Regions from separate parts of the Homo sapiens genome. Here region 1 is linked to region 2. Evidence: read pairs that join two places in POLR2A ChIA-PET (ENCODE). Cell type or tissue: OCI-LY7. All regions are shown on one strand.

Evidence for each region. ChIA-PET counts read pairs that join two places held together with the same protein. Peaks named below come from ENCODE experiments on the same cell type or tissue, not always from the same donor. Only the 100,000 strongest peaks of a DNase experiment are listed, where the experiment ranks them.
Region 1: POLR2A ChIA-PET joins it to region 2 with 10 read pairs; 7 of 35 experiments call an interaction of 5 or more read pairs at or near these places.

What each region holds. Positions count from the first base shown.
Region 1 is chr11:83,019,808-83,027,807 of GRCh38, forward strand. All of the region lies in intron 1 of RAB30 (RAB30, member RAS oncogene family), which reads right to left. Among named protein-coding and RNA genes, the nearest start is that of SNORA70E, 18 kb to the right of the region's middle. In OCI-LY7, no CTCF peak of the experiment used is centred here; a DNase peak (open chromatin) is centred at 3,784; H3K27ac peaks cover 1,451 bases.
Region 2 is chr11:82,906,922-82,914,921 of GRCh38, forward strand. DDIAS (DNA damage induced apoptosis suppressor) reads left to right here. Exons shown (of 6, transcript NM_145018.4): 2 at 6,366-6,465; 3 at 7,802-7,930. The coding sequence starts at 7,818. Among named protein-coding and RNA genes, the nearest start is that of DDIAS, 9.2 kb to the left of the region's middle. In OCI-LY7, no CTCF peak of the experiment used is centred here; no DNase peak of the experiment used is centred here; H3K4me3 peaks cover 330 bases; H3K27ac peaks cover 1,533 bases.

The DNA of each region.
Region 1 (8,000 bases), 110 kb after region 2:
AATGATTCAGATAGATTTGGGTTAAAATTATGGCTCTGTTCCATCTCTTACAGGCCGAATGACTTTGGGCAAGTCATTCCCTGAGACTCAGTTCCCCTAACTAGAAAATGTGAATAATACTGCCTACTGATGACAGTGGTGAGCTGTCTGGAGCAGCCACTGCCATCATGCTGGCTACAGCTGGAAGGCGTGGCCAGGACTGCATGTTCCATGGAGCTGGCGAGAGCCAGGGACAAGCAGGAGCTCCACCCCTTCTGAACTGGGGAGGGAGCTACCCAGGTGCCACTGCAGCTACACAAACCATGGCTGCAGACCCAGGCCTCCCACTCCACGGAGCAGGTAGAAGCCCCACCCTCTCGGGCACAGCTACAGCCACTCAAACCACGGCTGCAGACCCAGGTATCCCTGTACTCTTGGGGGTCCAGGAAGGCCCCCGCTTGCCTGTGCAGGCTCAGAGGTGCCTGCTCCCACTGCCTGGCCTCTCCCCCACTCCTTATGCCTGCTCTAATCTCAGAGCAGGGTTGGGGCCAAGCTCGGGCACTGTCACAGCCTGGCTGGGTGTGCTCATGCTAGGACTCTGTTGCCTCAGCCCCCTCCGGACTTTAGGCACCAACAAACATGGGAAAAAGCCAAGGTGGGGGCTGAGGGCGGCTCTGCGCTGGCCTGCACTTGCCCATTGGCACGAGCAGCCTGTTATGCCTGTTGCCACAACTGAGGCAGGAGGCAGACAAGCTCCTGGACAGAAGGGGGCGAGTCCCTGTTGAGACCCCACCTTCAGGCCAGGGGAGCCTGAAGCCTGGGAGCTGGGCTGTGAGTCCCACAAACCAGGGTGGCGATTTGTGGTGCCTTTTTCAGCCTGCCCATGGCCACCCATGGACCAATTGCATGCACTTCTTCCCCTCTAAGACCCATAAAAGCCCTGGGCTCAGTCAGACCACGGAACAGAGGGAGGATGGGACAACCAGTTGTAGAGAGGAGCTACCTTCTCTGCTGAGAGCTGCAGACAATGGGACAACCTGCTTGTAGAGTGGAGCCACTCACTTTATGGCCTCCTCTCTGCTGAGAGCTGCAGACAATGGGATGACCTGCCCGCAGAGAGGAGCCACTTCCTCTCTGCCAAGAGCTGCAGATGACAGGATGACCAGCTGCAGAGAGGAGTTACCTTCTCTGCTGATAGCAGGAGCTACCCTCTCTGCTGAGAACTGAACACTTGTTGGGACAACCTGCCTGCGGAGAGGAGCTATCCTCTCCGCTAGGAGTTAAACACTCATCAGGACATCCTGGCCATGGAGAGGAGCTGCTCACTGCGGGTCTTCTCTGAGCTGTTGTATTGCTCAATAAAGCTCCTCTCTGTCTTGCTTACCCTTCCGCCTGTCTGTGTACCTCATTCTTCCTGGTCATAGGACAAGAACTTGAGACTCACTGAATGGTGAGGCTAAAAGAGTTGCTGTAACACAAACAGGATTGAAACATGTCCCTTGCTCACCAGGTTATGAGTGAAGAGGAGAGACGAGCTGTGGCCCTCCAGGAAGCCCAGACCTGGGAGCTCCCTGATCCAGGGCTGTGACTCCCTCTTCTGGGCCCTGTGGTTCCTGGTGCCTCCAAGCTTCCAGGCACCACCTCATTCCCCAGTGCCAGCTGGGAAAGCTGCTTGCGGCGCACCTGGTCCAGCTGCAGCCTCACAGAGAGCTAGCGCCCATGCAAGCACCTTGAGCTGCCCGCCCGGCAGCAGCAGCTGGGATGTCTGGCTGTGCAGAGGCCAGACTCCATGCTCACTCACACACCTCTCTCTGCTCCACGCCTGACTCCAGTCTCCCTTGGAGGCATGGGATCCAGCCCGGTAGCATGAGCTGAGCACAGCCTGCCAGGCCGAGTGGGCGGAACAAGCCCAGAAGGCCTGAGCAAAACTAGGGCAAAGGCGCCACCGGCCACAGGTTTCCAGCCAGAAAAGCAACGCCCCAAAGATCCCATGTCACTACCTCAAGGGCTGTTGTGAGATTTAAATGAGATATTTTTGTAAAGCATCTGTCACAGTACCTGGCCTATAGGAAGTGCTCTATAAATATTAATTCCCTTCCTCCTAATGACTTTGTGAATGTCAGTTTTATCTCTCCAACAAGATGTTCTTGAAGACAGATCATATATTTTATGTATTTCATTAGATCATCCACATTCCTAGAACATAGCTCAATGCATCATAGGCACTTAATTAAGTACTTCTTGGTTTGATCACAAGTGAAAATCACGGCTGTACGTATGCCTGACAATAGACCAGTGTTTCCTAAATGCTGGTACCAGTTGAACTGCATTAAACTCATCCAAAGAGCTTCTTCTTATTAGGGGTGGGGGTGAAGGGGTGGGAGAGATAGGGAACAGGGCCTTGCTCTGTTGCTCAGGCTGGAATCCAGTAGCACGATCACATGGCCAGTGAAGCCTGGACCTGCCAGGCTCAGGTGATTGTCCCACCTCAGCCTCCCTTGTAGCTGGGACTACAAGCACATGCCACCACACTCAGCTAATTTTTAAATTTTTCTGGAGACATGGTCTCACTATATTGCCCAGGCTGGTCTTGAACTCCTGGCCTCAAGTGATCCTCCTGCCTCAGCTTCCCAAAGTGTTGGTATTACAGGTGTGAGCCACCGCACTTGGTCCAAAGAGCTTCTTAAAAATAAAACTGCTAGATCCCTTCCCTAGATATTCTGATTAAGAAAGTCTGTTCCATTAACTTCCAATAATGGAGAAAGGTCTTCCAATTTTTACTTTAGTATTTTTATTAGATATTTTTGCATTGCTTGAATTTTTAAATAAGTATCCTTTATTTTATAATTTTAAAATAAAGACAACTTTTAAATAAAAAAAAGAATAACTGACCAGAATCAGAAGTGAAATCTAGAATACTACAAAATGTTTCTTTCATTAGTAATGGGCAATTTAAAAAATAATAATAATGAAGTAAAAATACCCCCTGGTCACAACTGGGGAAATATGAACATGGCCTGATATCAGATGATCATTTTGTTTTTTGTTTTAGATACAATTTTATGTTGTATCAAATGTCTTTATTCTTAGAATACACATGCTGAAATGAGAGTTTCAGGTGAAGTGTTATAACATTTGCAACTTTCAAATGGTCCAGCATATATGTATATATGCATATGTATGTATGTGTATATATATATATGTATATATACACATACACACAAACATGAGAAATAAGACAAAATGTTAACAATTGTTTAATTTAGTTGGTGGGTATTTGGGTGTTCAATTTGTTACTCTTTCAAATTCTCAGTATGATTAAAATTTTTCTAATAGTTGGGGGAAAATATTCTCAGTTGATTCTGGTGATAATCTAGCTTGGGAACCACTGCTTTACCCAATAGATTTGTTCCTGAAGTTAGAAAAATAAGAATTCTGAGATACACAACATATAAATGCTCTGAAAGCAATAGTATTTAAAGAAATCTCATGTCACAATCTCCCCATAAAACACTGTCTCCTAATTAATTGTTCATAAACCTACATTTCACATAGGATTTGCTTAAGGTCAGCGCTCAGATAAGGGCAGACTTGAAATGTTGGTTAAGGGAAGAAGAGGCATGCACAAGCACAAAGCCTGAGGGTTGTACTTGACTCTTGTCTGCTCCTGTCTTGCTGATTTACCTGCTGAATATTTATCAAACCAGTCTCCTCCTCTCTTCTACTCGTGCTACTGCCGTGGGTCAGACTTCATCCTATCTCCCCTGCACCAGTGCTGAGAGCCCCAGCTGATGGCCCTGCCTCAGGTCCTACCCAGCTCAGATTCACTTCCACCTTGGCTAATACATATCCAAAACACGTGCTGGCTCATTGCTCTTCTACTGAAAACCCTACAATGGCTTCCCATTTCAAAATCAAGTCCAGAACTCTTCAATCTGTTTATAATATCCTCTCAATTTTGCCAGCCTCAATTCTCACCAAACTCACATTTTATAGCCCAGTAACAGTGAATTCCCCGTGATACGTCTCACCTCCATGCTTCAGCCCATGCATTCTTATTCCACCTTGCTCAGGCATCACTCTCCTTCTGAAAGCTTTCTTGGATTCACCACCTGCCATGCCTTCCCTCCCATCTCCCATACAGAGGTCAGAGTCTCCTATTTGGTTCTCCCACAATACCTCGACAGAGTTTAATCCGTGCAGTTACCCCACTGCTCACAATTATTTACTTATAAGACTATCTACTCCATATCCCGGGGCCTCTTGGGGAAGGACTGGATTTTATTCATCTTTGCAGCCCCAGTACTTACTTCTGCTTTGCCTTTCTGATGCCCCATTTTCTCATCTAGAGAATCAGAAGAATATCACCAACTTGAAAGGTTAGCGTTAAGTTTAAGTATTCAAAGCTTACCACAGGCATACAATAGGCCTTCAGCACATTTGATTTATAAGGTCAGCATCTCTTGTTTTTCGCTTTCCAATTCTGCCCTTCAGGACCAACTTCTTACACTGGCCCTGTGTCCAGCAAGGACACAGCGAGCAAGCTCCCCACCCATCTACATGCCAAAATAGTGAGGGTCTCAAACTCCAGATCTGCCTCAGGCTTCCCCACCCTGCCAGTGCCCTCTGGACTCTAGGATGACTCAACTAAGGAACCAATGCAGTACTGCAAACATTTCTTGAGCAGTTTTATGGAAGGCAATGTCCCTGATGCAGTGGAAAGTGATATAACATGTACAAAAAATGTATGACCTCTTATAGGGTAGGGGAAGGGTGAGGAGACAATTAGACAAGTGAAGGCAGTACAATTCAAAGAAGGAAAACATTGTATATCTCTGGGGGTAGACAGAAAAGCCTTAGAGGAAGTGGCATTTGAACAAGACCACAAAGGATGGATTTAAGCTAAGAGGCTGTTTCCAGAATTGTGTGTGTTCCACAAAACACAACACTGAAATGCTACTGTTACTCAGATGAAAAGTAAATTTAGAAAATGCTGCCTACGATGTACCCCTCTAGGAGATCTGCAATGCACAGTAACAAGCGTGAAGTAAAGAACCCTACTTAACTGTGTTGAACTCAGCATCCCAAGTTTGTTTGACTACTAGTTAATTCCCTATTTCTTTCCTCCTGGAGGAGAGAGTTATAGCATCTTTCAAGATCTGAGGTGTCTTGAAGTAGGAAACCCTATTTAACTCCGTTTAACCGAGCATCCCAAGTTTGTTTGAACGCTAGTAAGTTCCCTATTTCTTTTCCCCTGGAGGAAGATGTATAGCAACTTGGAGAACACACTTTAAGAAACAACAGGTTAAATGTTACCCTTTCAAAGCTATCCATTTGCATTTTACCAGGACTTCACATTGATAATACCTTCATATCTGATTTTTTAACAACAAAATCAGCAATTTTTTAAAATTCTCCTGACATTTTATCAGAAGAGAAAAAGCAATGGAAGATGCTGCAGAACTAAGAAGTTTCTCATTGTGAAGCACAGTGTAGACCATAAGCCTTTTAATCAAACGAAGGAAACAACACATCTCTGACTGAGTCCATTCATTCTTTGTTAGGATGTTTACACTGTTATAGCTGCCCTCACTCCCTCTGCAACCTGCTGACTGTGTAAAAAACACCAGACTTGAAAGCAAAGGGAACAACATTGCATAACAACAAGCCCTCAGGGCATGTTTTGCTCCTTTATATTTACCAAACAGTTGTGCTTGTAAAAGACAAGAAGGAAAGGGGCACTGCAGCTCATCCCCACTCCTGAAATTACAATGCTGAATTATCCAGTCTGAGAGTTAACATGTTTACTGGGAGTGAGGCACTGTGCTCATGATACAAAGAAAAATAACGTATAGCTGTTACTTCACAAGCCAGGACAGATAGGTAAATAAACTGTAATGCAGCAAAGTGCAAGCAAACACTTCTATAATAAGAGGGGAGTACACAGAAGCTGGGACTCCTTACCTTTGCCTGGGCTTAAGGTCAAAAGAGAAGCATGTTAAAATAAGGAAAAACTCCTCTTTGTTCTTAAAAAATTGAAAAGGAGTTTTCCAGGCAAATAAAATATATACATAGGTATAGATAAACAGATATAGATAGATGATATAGATATAGATACAAGGCCAGGCATGGTGACTCACATCTATAATCCCAGCACTTTGGGAAGCCAAGGTGGGAGGATTGCTTGAGCCCAGGAGTTTGAGACCAGCCTAGGAAACATAGTGAGACCCCCATCTCTTCAAGAAAATTAAAAAATTAGCCAGATGTGGTGGTGTGTACCTATAGCCCTAGCTACAAGGGAGACTGAGATGGGAGGATCACTTGAGCCTGGGAGGTTGAGGCCACAGTGACCTCTGATCATGCCACTGCACTCCCACCTAGGCTACACAGCAAGACCCTGTCTCAAAAAAAAGACATAGATATAGATACACATACACACATACATAAAAAAAAATAAGGCCATAGGGCTGAGTAGAATAGGATACGTGATATGATTTGGATATCTGTCCCCTTCAAATCTCATGTTGAAATGTAATTCTCAGTGTTGGAGGTGTGGCCTAGTGTGAGGTGTTTGGATCATGGGATAGATCCATCATGAATGGTTAGCACCATCCCCTTGGTGATGAGTGAATTCTGGCTCCGGTAGTTCATGTGAGATCTGGTTAAGAGTACGGCACCTCTGTCCTCACTCTCTCTTGTTTCCACTCTCACATGTAACATTCTGGCTCCCGGTCACCTTCTGTCATGACTGTAAGCTTTCTGAGGTCTCACCAGAAGCAGAGGCCAGCACCATGCTTCCTGTAAAGCCTGTAAAACTGTGAGCCAGTTAGATTTCCTTTCTTTATAATTTTCCCAGCTTCAAGTATTTCTTTGTAGTAATGCAAAAATGGACTAACAATAGGATAGGGCAAGATTGAAAAGAAAAAAAAGAGCAGCCAATCTGGAGAAGGTGTCACACTGAACTACTGCATCTAATTTCACTTATTCCAAAAACCCCACAAAAATTCAGTAAAGTGCTTTATTTTTATTAAAAAAAACCTTATAAGTACAGAGAAGATAAGACAATGGTGTCAAATTTTGGAAGCTTGGGAAGCAGATGAACAAGTAGTAATTGACTTAGCATACTCAGAAAATGTGGAATTCAGCTGATTTAAACCACAGAATCCTTAAAAAACACAGGAACTGACAGTACCTTGTACTCCTAGAGCAGGCGTATAGGATGCTAGAATAAAGAACACAAGAGAGAAGGCTACTCAAGGAGTTAGATACCTAGATTCCCCCTCCTCATTAACAAAACTCCAAAGGCCTGTCTCTGGGGAGCACAAAACAGAAATATCCAGCATTTGCTTGAAATAATCTGAGGAAGGGGATTGCGGGATACAAAGCAAACTAAAATATCCATCAAGTGAAAACTAGTGAACCTGAATGATGGGTACATGGGAATTCACTGTATTGCCCTCCCTACTTTTGTAAATCTTTAGCATTCCCCATAAAAAAAAAGTAAGAGTGTCTTTGGCCTGGCAGTATCCAGCGTGGATGAGGGGGAAACATATCACAGATAAGGCACTATGTCTACAGAAGGTAGAGTGCAAAGGTTCCCATGTTTCTTCTCCCGAGTACCAAAACATAGTCAGATAGAACCCCACCATCCGAAGAAGAGTGAAAGACTCTTTGCTGGTGAATGTACCCAAGGGAAAACCTGAAGATGGTAACATCAGGGGAGCCCAACAAACAGCCCATCCAGATCACCGTACCGTGAGGCTCAGAGCTAATTATCTCCATTCTGTATTCAGAGTTTCCTGACAGTACTTTTTAAAAAAAGCTTTATGTCACATACCATATAATTCACCCTTTTAAAATATGCAATTTTCTCTAGGAACTAAATGAAAAAAAATAAAATGTACATTTCAATGGTTTTTAGCATATTTACAGAGTTGTACAACCATCACCACAATCAATTTTAGAACATTTTCCATTCCCCCAATGAAAATCCTACACACATTAGTAGTCACTCTGCATTC
Region 2 (8,000 bases):
TGAAGTTCAGATTGACAATTTCTGAGCTTGGCACTGAAGATATAAACAGATAGTCCTTCTACGATCTTACTTTGAGTCCAGGAAAAACAAGCCATATTGAACAGATAAATTTAATATAATGTGGCATGTGATGAATTAAAGAGTAATTTAACTTCTGGGAAAACGTCCTAGAAAAGAAGACTTCTAAGAAGGATCTTAAAGAATAATAAGCATTACCAAGAGAATGAAAGCATTTTAGAGAGAAGAATGGAAAAAAGCAAAGGCATAGAAATGTGAAACATATTGTGGGGGTGGGGAAGCAAGGAACACAACTCAGATTGTTTCTCTTGGCATAAATTACTAGCACATAAAGAGCAAAAAGAAAGTTAAGAGAATAGGCATTAGGGAGAATAAAACCAAATAGACAATACACTACAATAGACAAAACAAATGGTAGGACTACAGAGGTACAATAGTATATGGTGTAGAAAAAAAGAAAAGCCATTCCCTTTGTTAATAAAGAAAGACTTTTTAGGGGAACTTCAAATGAAATAGGAAGAAAATTCTGGTTATCGTATGGCGTCTGCCTACTCTGTTGTAAAAATTTTCTTGAATTGCAAAATTCTGCTTATAGTTCTTCATTCATGCAATAAATTTTGTTTTGAGACTAGTCTTTGTTGCCCAGGCTGGAGTGCAGTGGCGCAATACCGCGCACTGCAGCCTCAATCTCCCAGACTCAAGTGACCTTCCCACCTCAGCCTCCTGAGTAGCTGGAACTACAAGCATGCACCACCATGCCCAGCTAATATTTTTTATTATTTGTAGAGATGAGTTCTTGCTGTGTTGCCCATGCTGGTCTCAAACTGGTGGGCTCAAGCAATCCTCCCACCTTGGCCTCCCAAAGTGCTGGGATTATAGGCCTGATCCACCACACCTGGCCCCATTCAATAAATATTTATTGTGAACTTACTGTGTACTGAGCACTGTTCTAAGCACTGGGGTTACAGTAGAGAACAGGGTGGACTAGGTCCCCGTCTTTATGAAACTTAGGCTAGTGATGGGTAGATGAACAAAAATAAGTAAGCAAAGACATACATAGGATGACTATCCAGCAGGGTTAGTACCATGAAGGATAAAACAGGTGATGCCATAGAAACTAAGAGGAAGGAGGATTCTACTTGAGCTAAAGTGGGGCTCTCTGAAGGGATAACATTAGAGTTACAGATTGAAGGACAATAAAGAACCGACTATTCCAAGACCTAAGGGAAGAATATCGTAGCCAAAGAGAATAGTAAGCACAAAAGCCTGAGAAGGGAAATCGTTTGGTGTGCTTGAGGAGCAGAAAGAAGGCCAGCATGGCTTGAAATACAGTGATTGAGGAGGAGAGTGGTACAAAGTGAGGTCAGGGATTGGCAAGATCTACATGACCCAGGGCTGCACAGACCATTGTGAGATATTGAGGCTTCATTCTAAATAGCAGGATTTTAAGCAGGTAAGAGACAGCATGTTCAGGAGTGAGCTTTATGCTCTTTTAGCTCCCCTAACTCACAGGTAGATGTACCTCCATACTAAACCCTACACTAAATTGGATTTTAGAATGTGGAGGACAATGCCTTTGTTGACATAACATCATTTGTTATGTTAACTAAAAGTTATAGGAGGCCTTTGTTTTGGACTAAGCTCCTGCACTAGGCCCCAGTGGACCAGACTAAAAATCAAAATAGAGTCATTTATACTTAAAGTTCCACCTCACCAAATCAAAACTACATTGTTATCTGACCTTCCTAGAACTCAGAAGAGAGAAATAACCAAATTTCCCACATGTGCCAGTTTCAATTGTCATAACAACGAACTTCGCTCTGCCTTTGATGCTTACAACAAAAAGTAGCCTTATGTTAACCAGTTATTCCTGTATTTTTCTGTTCCTCTGTTCCCACTTTAGGAGGAAAGTAACTTTGAAATGACCAAGCTGCTTTTTGTTCTTTGTTTCTACTTTCTTTAGCCCTTCTCTTTCTGTAAAACTGAACTTCTCTGCTCAGCCCCTTGGGTCACTTACTCTATTTTATGGAATAAAGTATTTCCCGATTCTAGAATTGTTACAGGAAAGTAGTCCCAATTCAGACCCCCAGAGAGGCTTCTTTGATCTCGCACAAGAAAGAATTCAGGGCAAGTCCATAAAGTGAGAGCAAGTTTATTAGGGAAGTAAAGGAATAAAAGACATAGAACAGCCCCGAGGGCTGCTGGCTGCCCATTTTTATGGTTATTTCTTGATGATGTGCTAAACAAGGGGTGGATTATTTGTGCCTCCCCCTTTTAGACCATATAGGGTAACTTCCTGACGTTGCCATGGCATTTGTAAACTGTCATGGCGCTGGTGGCAGTGTAGCAGTGAGGACAACCAGAGGTCACTCTCATCACCATCTTAGTTTTGGTGGGTTTTAGCAGGCTTCTTTACTGCAACCTGTTTTATCAGCGAGGCCTTTATAACCTGTATTTTGTGCCGACCTCATATCTTATCCTATGACTTAGAATGCCTTAACCGTCTGGGAATTCAGCCCAGTATGTCTCAGCTTCATTTTACCCAGCCTCTAGACAAGATGGAGTTGCTTTTTTATTCAAACACATCTGACAGAATCATAAATAAAGCCAATTAAGATCTTTCACAAAATTGTTGTAATTTTGTCTTTTGACAGTTGCAATGGCAAGGAATTTGAGGTTTTAGCACTTACAATGGCAATTTTCTTTGACCCTTCTTTCTGCCTTTCCTTTGTATCCTGTATTACCTACCCTACCATGTCCTTTGAGATTGCCATGTAGCCTAAGGTGACAACCAAATCTAGGAATACATAATCGGCTTTGGCAGAACCTTACTAATGTATATATAAGAGTCCCAACAAGGATAGCAAAAAATTAGGATTAGCGTTCTCTTTTCTGTGCTCCCTTCAGTAATACAGATTAGTGATTTATTTAAATTATTTATCTTTCATCTGTAAATTTCCATCTTATTACCTTGAGTGGCAAGATTTTATTTTTATAGAAATGTTATTTTGATTGACTATCAGAATTAGTATCACTTTAACATCTCCCTTCCATAGTCACCACATTTCTATGTTTGTCATCATCTTTAGAGTACTATACCGAAAAGATTTTATTATTTTAAAACCAGTGACCTCCACTTTGTCAGTTTGCTGATGCCAGTGTCAAAAACAGCATCACCCATTTCAGAATTGAAAGTTTTTGCCATGTGTTTAAAAATGAAAGTTTCTTAATACAGCTTTATCTCAAACAGTTACAAAGACCTTTGTTGTAAGGCATGTATTTTATGTTATATGTTTTATGTTATGCTAATCCATTTAAAAAATTAGTAAACAAACCAACCTTTTTTTTTTTTTTTTTTTGAGACAGAGTTTCACTCTGTGGCCCAGGCTGGAGTGCAGTGGCATGATCTCGGCTCACTGCAACCTCCGCCTCCCAGGTTCAAGCAATTCTGCCTCAGTATCCTGAGTAGCTGGGATTACAGGTGCACACCAGGCTAATTTTGTATATTTTTGATAGAGATGGGGTTTCACCATTTTGGTGAGACTGATCTCAAACTCTTGACCTCAGATGATGTGCCTACCTCGGCCTCCCAAAGTGCTGGGATTATAGGCGTGAGCTACCACACCCTGCCACAGATCAAGCTTTTAATTTTTTCTCTCTCTCTCTCTTTTTTTTTTTTTTTTTTTTTTTTTTTGAGAACAAGTCTCACTCTTTCACCCAGGCTGGAGTGCAGTGCCATGAATACAGCTCACTTCAGTCTTTACCTCCTGGGCTCAGGTGATCCTCCCACCTCAGCCTCCCAAGTAGCTGGGACCACAAGCTCATACTACCACGCCTGACTAATTTTTTTTGTTTTTTGGAGAGATGAGGTCTCACCGTGTTGCCCAGGCTGAATTTTTAAAAAGAAAGTATAAAGAGGAGAACATTGCTACAGGCATACCTTGGAGATATTGTGGGTTGTGTTTCTGACCACTGCAATAAAGCAAATATTGCAGTAAAGCAAGTCACACAAATTTTTTGGTTTCCCAGTGCATATATTAATAAAATGTTTACACTATACTGTAGTCTAAGTATGCAATAGCATTATGTCTAAAAAATACATCTTAATTAAAAAACACTTTATTATTAAAAAATGTTAATGATCATCTGAGCCTTCAATGAGTCATAATTTTTTGTGGTGGAGGGTCTTGCCTCAGTGTTGATGGTTGCTGACTGCTTGGGGTGGTGGTTGCTGAAGGTTGGGGTTGCAGTGGCAATTTCTTAAAATAAGACAACATTGAAGTTTGCTGCATTGATTATTCCTTTCACAAAAGATTTTTCTGTACCATGTAATGCTGTTTGATAGCGTTTTACTCACAGTAGAACTTCTTTCAGAATTGGAGTCAATCTTCTCAAACCCTGCCACTGCTTATCAACTAAGCTTATGGAATATTCTAAATTCTTTGTTGTAATTTCAACAATGTTCACAGCATCCTCACCAGGAGTAGATTCCGTATCAAGAAACTACTCTCTTTGTTTATCCATAAAAAGCAACTCGTCATAAGTTCATGCCTTATCATGAGATTGCAGCAATTGAGTCACATCTTCAGGCTCCACTTTTTAATTCTAGATCTCTTGCTATTCCACCACATCTGCAGTCACTTCCTCCACTGAAGGCTTGAACCCCTCAAAGTCATCCATGAGGACTGGAATCAGCTTCTTCCAAACTCCAATTAGTGTGGATATTTTGACTTCCTCCCATAAATCATGAATGTTCTTATTAGCTTCTAGCATGGTGAAACCTTTTCAGAAGATTTTCAACTTACTTTGCCCAGATCCATCAGAATAAGCATTATCTATGGCAGCTATGGCCTTAGGAAATGTGTTTCTGAAATAATAAGACTTGAAAGTCAAAGTGACTCATTGATCCATGAGTAGAGAATGGATGTGTTAACAGGTATGAAAACAATATCAATCTCCTTGTGCATCTCATCAGAGCTCTTGGGTGACCAGGTGCGTTGTCAATGAGCATTAATATGTTGAAAGGAATCTTTTTTTCTGAGCAGTAGGTCTCAACAGTGGGCTTAAAATATTCAGTAAATCATGCCATAAACAGATGTGCTGTCATCCAGGCTTTCTTCTTCCATTTCTAGAGCACAAGCAGAGTAGATTCAGCATAATCCTTAAGGGCCACAGGATTTTTGGAATGGCAAATGAGCACTGGTGTCAGTATCAAGACACCAGCTGCATTCACCCCTAACAAGAGAGTTAGCCTGTTCTTTGAAGCCTTGAAGCCAGGCACTGACTTCTCTAGCTATGAAAGTCCTAGATGTCATTTTCCTCCCATATAAGTCTGTTGTGTCTACATTTAAAATCTGTTGTTTAGTGTAGCCACCATCATCAACTAGTTAAGATCTACTTATCTTAACTAGATCTTTTGGATAACTTTCTGCAGCTTCTACATCAGCGCTTGCTGCTTTACCTTGCAGCAAGTTATGTTTTATGTTTTGGAGGTGGCTTCTTTTCCTAAACTTCAAGAACCAGCCTCTGCTAGCTTCAAGCATTTTTTTCTGCAGCTTCCTCAACTCTCTCAGCCTTCATAGAATTGAAGAGCATTAGGGTATTACTCTGGATTAGGCTTCGATTTAAGGGAATGTTGTGGCTCGTTTGATCTTCTATCCAGACCACTAAAATTTTCTCCATATCAACAAAAAGGCTGTTTTACATTCTTACTTATGTGTTCACTGGAGTAGCACTTTTAATTTCCTTCAATAACATTTCCTTTACATTCACAACTTGGCTATTTAGCACAAGAAACCTAACTTTTGGTCTGTCTCGGCTATCAACATGCTTTCCTCACTAACCTTAATTTTTGTTTCTGTCTTTTATTTTAAAGTGAGAGATATGTGACTCTTCCTTTCACCTGAACACCTAGAGGTCATTGTAGGGTTAATAACTGGCCTAATTTCAATATTGTTGTGTCTCAGAATAGGGAGACCCAACAAGAGGGAGAGAGATGGTGGGGCAGTCAGACACACATTTATAGATTAAATTCATCTTATATAGGTACAGTTTGTGGCACCCCAAAACAATTACAATAGTAACATCAAACATCACTGATCACAAGTCACCATCAGATATAATAAAAATGAAAACTTTTGAAATATTGTGAGAATTACCAAAATGTGAGATGGAAGGTGAGCACATGCCACTGAAAAAGTGGACTTGCTTGAGACAGGGTTGCTATAAACCTTCAATTTGTAAAAAAAATGTAATATCTGTGAAGCATAATAAAGTGAAGCATAATAAAATGAGGTGTGTCTGTATTTTATTATTTGACTTCTCTGATTTTGTTTATTTGGAGATAGGGTCTTGCTCTGTCACCCAGGCTGGAGTGCCATGGCATCATCATAGCTCACTATGGCCTTGATCCTCCTGCCTTAGCCTCCCAAGCAGCTGGTATTACAGGTACGTGCCACCACACTCAGCTAATTCTCTTATATTTTTGTAGAGACAGTGTCTCCCTGTGTTTCCCAGGCTGGTCTTGAACTCCTGGGCTCAAGCAATCCCCCCACCTCAGTCTCTGAAAGTGCTGAGATTACAGACATAAGCCACCACACTTGGCCTTCCTGATGTGTTTTATACAAGGATATTAAAACACTTTGAGCTATCATTTGACATGTAACATTTTGCTTTTTCTGTTTACAAAATCTGAAGTCTTTTTTTTCTCTTCAAGATGTATCAAATGAGCACACTGAAATCTAATAAAGTGATATTTCAGCTAAAAAAGAACAATTTCCACCAATTTAGGTTCTTTAAAAGATTCATGTAAGTTCATGTACACATTGAATATACCTTATCTGAAATGTTTGGGTCCAGAAGTCTTGTGAATTTTGGATTTTTGAATATTTGCACATAATTAATGAGATGCAGGAATGGGACCCAAGTCTAAACATAAAATTTGTTTATGTTTTATATACATCTTATACACATAGTCTGAAGGTAATTTTATACAATACTTTTTTTTTTCTTTTTTAGATGGAGTTTTGCTCTTGTTGCCCAGGCTGAAGTGCCATGGTGCAATCTCGGCTCACTGCAACCTCCGCATCCTAGGTTCAAGCAATTCTCCTGCCGCAGCCTCCTGAGTAGCTGGGATTACAGGCACCCCCCACCATGCTCAGCTACTTTTTGTATTTAGTGGAGATGGGGTTTCACCATGTTGGCCAGGCTGGTCTCAAACTCCCTACCTCAGGTGATCCGCCTGCCTCGGCCTCCCAAAGTGCTGGGATTACAGGCATGAGCCACCACGCCCGGCCACAATACTTTTAATAATTTAGTGCATGAAACAAAGTTTGTGTTAAGTACTTATGTGTGGAATTTTGATTTGTGCCATCATGGTGGCACTCAAAACATTTCAGATTTTGGGTTTTGGACTTTCAGATTCAAGATGCTCAACCGGTAGTTTCCTTTGTATTGATGGCAGACACAAGTTGTGTATCTTCTTGTAAAGGTGTGAAGAAGCTAAATGACATCTTTCCTGAATTACTGGGATAGAGCATTTATTAAGAAACAGGATACAAGAATTTTCTTAAACTACTCTGTTTTAAATGTGATTTTCTTCCTATTAATATTTTAAGGAGAAAAAGAATTAATTTTCCAATACATTGATACCACCTTCACTTTGAAAGTGAAACAAATGACATCTATTAGCTTTGCAGTAGAGGTTAAGTGGTTTTCCTAAGAAAAGAATATGCACTGCAATGAAAGATTTGCCAGTCATCCCAATGGCTATTTTGTTTTGCAGACCACGGTGTGAACACATGAACAGAAGACGAAAATTTCTTCTAGCCTCAGTACTTGCTCTCCAGAATTCAAGTTTTATATATCCATCATGTCAGAAGTGCTTCTCTAGGATAATCCTGGTCTCCAAAAGGTAAAAGTAAAGTCTGTAAGTGTGAGAGAGGAAATACAAATGCACACTGTAGATTTCCTATGGCTCAAGG